2 separate regions of the Homo sapiens genome follow, and region 1 is linked to region 2. The links are chromatin loops, found by intact Hi-C in ENCODE. Cell type or tissue: PC-9. All regions are shown on one strand.

What was found. Hi-C counts contacts between places; a loop is a spot of excess contacts. Peaks named below come from ENCODE experiments on the same cell type or tissue, not always from the same donor. Only the 100,000 strongest peaks of a DNase experiment are listed, where the experiment ranks them.
Region 1: a loop joins it to region 2, with 11 times the contacts of the local background. A loop is called at or near these places in 2 of 110 quality-filtered maps.

The regions. Positions count from the first base shown.
Region 1 is chr2:217,358,665-217,362,664 of GRCh38, forward strand. All of the region lies in intron 8 of DIRC3 (disrupted in renal carcinoma 3), which reads right to left. Among named protein-coding and RNA genes, the nearest start is that of DIRC3-AS1, 78 kb to the left of the region's middle. In PC-9, no CTCF peak of the experiment used is centred here; a DNase peak (open chromatin) is centred at 2,397; H3K27ac peaks cover 2,437 bases.
Region 2 is chr2:217,105,002-217,109,001 of GRCh38, forward strand. No RefSeq gene overlaps it. Among named protein-coding and RNA genes, the nearest start is that of DIRC3-AS1, 180 kb to the right of the region's middle. RefSeq lists an enhancer at 365-1,564. In PC-9, a CTCF peak has its summit at 1,872; a DNase peak (open chromatin) is centred at 930; H3K27ac peaks cover 4,000 bases.

The sequences.
Region 1 (4,000 bases), 250 kb after region 2:
CCAAAAGTCCTCCCTCAAGTCTCCGTCCCGTTCTGCTTCTAAGAAAAAGCTCCCGTCTCTGAATCCCCAAAGCACTTTATCTGAACCTGACTTATGTTACTGAATCAAGGTCCCTTTATGCATCACTTCAGATTCCCTTGCCTCAGGTGATTCAGGGGGTCCATGGCCCCTTGTTCTGTCCCAGTTGCCGCTGAGGCCAGCAGAACTGTGTGGACTCTGGCCAACTGCACAGGGACACAACCGGGCGGTGCCTTGCTTCGTGCTCATGCTCTAAACCTCTTGCCTCCTGTCTTAGCATATTCCTGCTGTTACTGAGACATTAGAGCCAGAGGAATATACATGGGTGCTCAGTGGGCATGCATGTGCCCCCCCTCACACACACCACCCACACATGCACACACACACATGCACACACACATACACGCATTCACACGCACACACATATGTACAAGTAGTTAAGGGAAGTTAATGCTCCCTAGATTGAAGCTTTTGTCAGTGGGACACAGGAGCCAGGGAAAAATTTCTTCTCTGTTCTCTTTCCCCTGCCCACCCTCTAGGAAGAGGGTCTGTGAGAGTGATCAATTATTTACACTTATTACCAAGTGGTATCCAGCTCAGGAAACCTTTCCTTCCTTTTCTCTTCATTTCTCCTTTCCTGGGTTTGCATTCCCCAATAAAGAAGTAGCATGATAGTTTTTGTATCCAGTTCTGATTTCCGGGGCACCCAAACCTATCACTTTTTACTTGACAACACAGTTGCTTATGCATGTATCTTGTTCCACCTGACTAGACTACATAATTATTGTGAGTTTCTTTATCTGCATTATAATCTAGCATAATGTTAGTGCTCAATATGGTCTGTGGCATGAATGAATGACAAGAGGTTTTGGAAAATGTAGTGTCAACAGGGACCTGAAGACCCTAAACTGACACACACAATATGGAGGGATGGGAGGGGAATGTGTTCTTACATTATGACTTCTGTTCTCAAGCCGATAACTGGTTAGTCTGTTGGATGTACCAGAGCACAATTCAAACCAAAGGATAGCTTCCTTCTTATGCCAGTACAATAGTGTGCACAATGAGGCAGAATATAGAAAATTATTAGGTCAGACTCCTTATATAGAACCGAAGGCAGCCAGACACCAGGGAGCAGAACATAGGGAAAATAAGAGGAGAGAATTCCCTTAGAGGTAAAGAAACTGATGGCCTGTTACTTTTCACAATATTTGCAAAGGAGAAAGGCAAATTCACAATGGGGCTAAAGAACCGTCTCAAGAGAGACCTTATTAGAACTGTAGGAGGACTGGGATGGTCCCAACCGAAGTCTGCTGGAAGGAAAGGAGACCATTCTCCCAGGGGCGGGCAGAACTCACCCCGAATGACTGCGAGTTCCTTTTATCACTACCCCACCAACTCTGATTCAGTCTTTTTTGCATCTTGTTTCATTAGGGTTGGAACCTTGATACCTATGTGCAGCCTTGAAACCACTGTGGTCTATGCCTGTATCCAGGCCAACAAGGACATGACCATGGCAGTGGAGAGGCATCCATCAGTCTGCTTTAGGGCAGTTTTTAACAAAGGCACCTGCAGAAGGAACTGAAACAATACTCACCCATAATTGGGCAGCTCAGAAGCTCTTGTTCCCTCTCAGCCCTGTATTTGGAAGCAGGACTGTGCACTTTGGACTGTGTCCCGGCAGTTCTTGGACCTCAAAAGAGTAACACTAGTCCTCCTGCTAATGAGGACTCGATCAGCTAATTGCAAATGAAAAGATGAGACTGCATTCATAAGGGGATGAAGTGGTTCCTCCTGGTCATTCCAGGACTTGCTGAGTCTGTCTGCAATAGGTACACTTCGTTGACTAAAACCTTTCTAGGGTACCAGGTGTAGCCATGGCTTATTGGAAAGTATGACCCATGCAGAGAAAAACAAAACAGGAGATGGGCAGAGGACAGGAGATGAGTAATTGCACCTGTCAGAAAATGAGGATAATGGTTAAGGATACTAGCATGGAAGCTCTGAGTTTTATGGAGAAAAACACCAGGGCAAATACGAGGAATTATTTGTCCTCAATGTCCCCTGGAGAAGGTGGAGTTGATCATTGGGGCCTTGGTGGCCTGTATGACCTTCCAGCCAACAATATTTAAAGTGCCTGCTTACACTCAGTGGTTAGCACAGGCATTACACCACCCCATCCCTGCTGCCCACCCTGAAGATACAGGCAGCTCTGATTTTGTGACATGCTATTTTTAAAACAACCAAATCATTTCTACATTGCCCCCTTCACAGCCTAGAGGAAGGAACTGGTTGCCTCACCAATCTTTGGCACCAAAGTGCTTCACTGCGGATGTCTTTTTTTCTGCTGTCATACCGTCCTGATTAAGATTAATTGTCCCAGTCGAAGTGACTCACTTAGAAAGGATGGGAAGGGTGGAGGGAAGAGGGCAGTTTGCTTCTTTTTTTTTTTTTTTTTGCCTACTTCAATGTTTGTTCTGAAAGATCCAAAAGAATACAGGAGTGTAGCAAAGGAATTTAAAGTGTGGAACATGTAATAAAGGAGATCAAGTGAAAAAGCTATTATGGGCTCCATGTTTATCTTCAGCTCAGTGACTTTCAGAGGAGCATGCACTTGGCTGGGGAGCCTGGAGGGTGTGACTGCTCCCTGCCAGTTGGAGGGCCTTGACCTGAACTCTCAAAAATTCAGCTGACCTCGTCCAGCCCCAGCTACTCTAAAAACAAGGCTACAACATCTCCCCTCACTGACACAGATACACCCCTATGTATATATTAAAACCTCAAAAGTTCATTTTGGGTGCAGAAATCATATACAACCAAGGGAGCAACTGAGTAAGAAAAAGAAAATATATAACGACTAAACTAAAAGCTGTACCAAAGAGGAAAGAGATATTATTTATAGAACAGCTTTCACTTGCCAGGCATTAGTGCAAAAGTTGATTCTTTCTGAGATACTTCTCCAGAACTCAGATTTGCACATCCTCTCTGAGTCTATCCCTCCAGCTCTGAGAGGCTCCCACTCCCTGGCAAGCACCTCAGACTCCTTTGTTGATGGAGTGGGCCTGGCTGAAGCAACTCTGGCTATTTTGGGGATAGTTATAGAATACTTATAGAGGCCTTATTCAAAAACTCATGACCACTACTCTCATTTCAAATTAAAAACGTCTATCCTCTATGCTTTTTTTCCCCACCTTATTACCTTAACAAAAAGAAGAAAGGTTTGGCAAGGAAAGAAGTGTATGGCTTTGCTGATTCTGTGCATTCAATAGAAATCAAATTGTCATGACTTGTGAGGAAGAGAATTGGGCAGGGTGTCAGTAGACTGAAGCACACAACATCCAGCCCAGAACAGGCCACATTTGGTAGCCATTGGCTAATGAATGAATGGATGAATGAGTGAACTTAGGTATGAATCCCAGCCCATCAACTAACCAGTCGTGTGCCCTTAGATAAACTACTTCTATTTTCTGGACCTCAGAGATTATCTAGTTCAACAGAGGAAACCAGCCTTAGCATCTAGCTCAGATACTCCTCTTACTGTCCCATCAGCCTGGAGTCTGTATATTCCTGGGGGGCTGTCTTGACATTTCCTTTTTCTGAAAAGACCATTTGAAACCATTCCTGTTCTACATCTACATCTTGGGCTGGATGAACCTTGAACATGCATCTCTCAATTCCAACTTGAGCCCACCGAACAGCTTAACTGAAATTTTCTCTGGGTTCCAGTGCTCCAAGTCCAGAGGCTTCCATATCTGCTCTTGCCAAATACAAGTGGTTGGCAGATAACCCTGCAGTAACTCATCACCCCAACAGTAACTCATCTGTATTCACTCCACCCCAGCTCTACACAGACAAGTCACCACAAATGGATTGATGGCAATTTGAATTCATTGCCTACATGGGAAATTTCTTTGAGGGGAGTATCTGGCTACATCCTTAAGTTACAGATAAGATACTTATTCTCAAACAAGTAGCCAAGGAA
Region 2 (4,000 bases):
ATATTAATTTCAGCCTGAGGTCTAAGGGTTTAAAGAAAAAATCTCTCTCTTTGTCTTCAGTTTCTTTGTTCAGATTCTTTATTACAAAGACATAATAGTAGAAAGACATCTGTCTGCTGGATCACAATTAATATTTACCCATGGGCACATGTAGCTCTCTATTTTCAGGCCTCCTTCACCTAGAACTGAAAAGATGTCCAGGTTACCCTACAGTGTAGGGCCTACACAACTTATTTGAAAAGGGAAAGATGATTTTCTTCAGTTCATTTAACAAAACACTTTATAAACATTTGTTATGTGCCAAGAGCTATTTTGAAGTACTTTTCAAGTATTAACTCATTTAATTCTTTCAGCAACCCAGTGAGATAGGGACTATTATTATTCCCATTGTACAGATGGGGAAATCAAGGCATGGAGAGATGATATGACTTCCCCCCAGTTGCACACCTCATTAGTGGTGGAATCAGGATTCTAACCAAGGCAGTCTGGCCTGGGATCCTTCATTCTTGACCATCACTTCAAGATGAAGCTCACCCTTACTGATACTTCCTGGTCTTATCTTTTAATTATTCAGGTACTCAATTTTCTTACTCATATAGGGAGATTGTATAATGAGATCTCCTCATTTATTCAAGTAAAGCCTGTGGTGTTTAGCTCCCCCTTGGTTCTCCTTGCTTTGTATTGTAAATACCTTGACTATGCCTTTAGCTCAGGCCTTTAGGCTTAGAGTTACAGGGTTACAGGGAGCTCATAGGGCCCTGTACAACTATTCTACAGAGTTTGAGGATGGATATAACCAAACCTGACACCCTCTTCTAGGCCAAAGCCACAGAAGGAAAGAAGAGAACAGCTTAGTAGTCAAGGGTGCTCCGTCAAACCACATAGTTTAGATTCTTAGAATCTGGTATCATCTGTGCCACCCTTGCTGAGTCACTTCCCGGCAGTCCCTGCCTTCTTATGGGCTGGAGCTTGGTCTTAATCATGAGGAATTTCAGCAGGAATGGATGTCACCAGCTCCTTATACAGTCACAAAACCACTTCTGTTGGGTTCAGAGCCATGGAGCATCCACACAGCATTCCTTCCTGCCTGTCAAGCTTCAGAAGTTTCCATGGCTTCCCCAACACCCAAAGGAAGAGGAGAGTAGAGGAAAACGGAAGAAAGGGAAGACAGAAGAAGAGAGAGAGGGGACAGAAAAAGAGGGGGAAGGGAGAAGAGAGGCAAGGATGGGAGGAAGGAAGGAAGGAAGGGACGGAGGGAGGGAGGAAGGAAGGGAGGGAAGAAAGGCTTTTCATTAAGCCTCAGATCAACCAACCTCTGGCCTGCTCTTCCTGATTCCTCTGCAATAGGTGTTCCACGTGTTGTACTGTAAAACTCACTTCCAACTTCAGCATTCTTCTGTTGTTTAAGGCCTTCTGTGACCTCTGATTTCCCCAAGTTCAAGTCCAAACTCCTAAGCATGGGTCACAAAGTTCTTTATAATCTGGTCCCCATTTTTCCTTTCTATTTTGCCTCTCTATCCTTTCCATATTCCCATTTTCTCCCTTCCCTCCTCTTCCCTCCCTTCCTCTCCTCTCCCCTCCCTTTCCTCTCTCATTCTGCCCATCTACCCTGCACCCCCTTTCCCTGCCTGCCTTCCTCTTCCCACCTTCTTCTTTTCTTCCCTACCTCTACCTTCAATAATATTAACCTGGTTGTAATTCTCTAAAACACAAATCTTCCCTCTTGCCTCCTGATCTTTGCTCAGATCTTCCCTTTGCTTGGAATCTTTTCCCCTGTTCCCGCAATCGGATGACTAACTGCCACTTAATCTCTAAAACCCAACCTAGTTTTGCTCCAAGGATACTATTCCCTGGCCCTACCACAGCGCCTCCTGTCTACCCTACAATGCAACAGCAGGCCTCATAGTATTTTACTCTCCACCTTAATGTTCTTCTCTCCCACAGGACCATAATCTTCATAAAGGGGTCATGTCCTTGACAAATTATCTCTGCAAAGCACACTATGTGGTACATGGAAGATACTAGCAAAGATTTGTCGACAGATGACATCAATAGTGTATGGCAGTGTAAACTGGGGCCCATTCCTAACAAAGAGTCTTAATATAATTTCCTCGGGTATCACACTGGGGGTGAGAGCCAGAAAAGAGGTCAAGTCATTTGAAGTCGCCTGTACAGAACATGTAGCTATTCAGATTACAGCCGGGACTAGAACCCAGCCCATTAAGCTGCAAGCTTCTCAAGGATGAGAAACACATCTTATTAATCCTGCAATTCCAGTGCCTACCATCATGTCTAGAAAGTAGAAGGTGCCTAATGAATGAATGCATGAGTAAGCTGTCACCCCGTTCTTTCTACTGCCTCGGACAATGTGGAAAAGCAACTGTGGCATTACATTGGGGTTGATCACTCTAGACAACTAAACTAAATAATTAGAGCTCTACCATCCAGATTAGGATGTGAATTATCTGCCATCGAAATTTACTGGTTAAGCTGAAAATTATCAAATTGCTTTGACTTTGTGCAGTATAAATGTAAACTGCATTTACTTCCTGAATTGATGGGTTGCATACAAAAGTGGCCCAGATATAGTATTACCACCATGTCCACAGAAAGAGGCTGCTGCTATTTTTAAAGTTCCCCTAGAAAGTAGATGATATGATCCCCCTTGCTTATTCATTCTGATGTCACTCAGACCTCTAGGGAGGAAAGTTCCTCTTTTCATTCTACTAAAATTGCTCCTACCTTGTATTTGGAATGTTTCTCCCTACAGGTCAGATTACAGATGATAGGAAGGCTTCTGATATTGAGCCATCACCCCAGTGTTTGCCCGTGTTCCTGGCTTAGTAGACAGTATAGATGAGAGACAATGAATGTCTGTGTGATGTTAATTTAACACGGACTCCAGCATGTAAGCCTGGACTGGTTAGCACTGCCACTGAGGCAGCATCTGATGGGTTGCAGAGGAGCTGCATAATGTAATATTTTTTAGTACAAACTTCAAAAAGTGACTCTGAAGTAGTCAGACTGCAAGGGCTTCCAATTTTAGCTTTCTACCTAAGTAACTTGCTCTAAGCTCACACAGCTATTACCTTCTCTGAACCTTTTTGCCCCTATCTGTAAAATAGGCCTGATAATAATATAACTTCCTTAGATACAATTCATATAACATGCTTTATACAGTGCCTAAAATATGGTGCATAATAAATGTTACACACACAGACACATGCACCCCTCCCAGCACTGTGGGTAGTTGCTCTAATGGGTAAATCAGCACCTGGGCTGTGACTTTTCTTTGGTGACTCACATTTTAAAGCATTGTTTTCTCTGTTTATATCCTCTTAATTTCTCTATGAATTCATAGCCCTTGGAACCTGCTCTGAAGATGACTGCACAGTATCTCCCAGTTCCCCAGGGCCTCCCAAAGCAAACTTCATGTTATTAACATAGCTTGTATTTTAGCAGACTGTCCCAAATATCCACCCAAATTTGATGTGAATCAGTCGAGTTATTTTCTTTTGAAATGATGATGAGAGAGAGAGGTAAGAGAGAGTTAATTTTGTTTGGCTACATGGAAAGTGAAAAGGCAGAAAGCAGGCAGAGGATAACCCACTTGCCTTGTCCTGCTTCTCATGCACAGAGCACAGATGTAGCACAGAGATCTGAGGATGGGGACCTGTGAGACCCAGGCATCCAACAGAAGCCATTCCTGTTAACAGAGTAAGCGTTTTAGTAAGTATCTCAAGTGAAGAAAACCTTATAGCGAAGTCAACTGAAACATATCTTGGTCTCTAGTGAGCTGTGAGCAATTGCATCAGCAAGGCCTGAGCAGATAAGGGCCCACAAGGAAGAAAGTCACATCCTACAGCACACAGCAGGGGACAGGAGTGAGAGTGTGACACATAGGTCCCACTGCAGCAGGGTCTGGAAGTAGAGAAGTCCCTCGTGGTTGTGGCAGTGACCTCCCATGGCTACCCTGGTCAAGGGTTTTCGCCAGATCCTG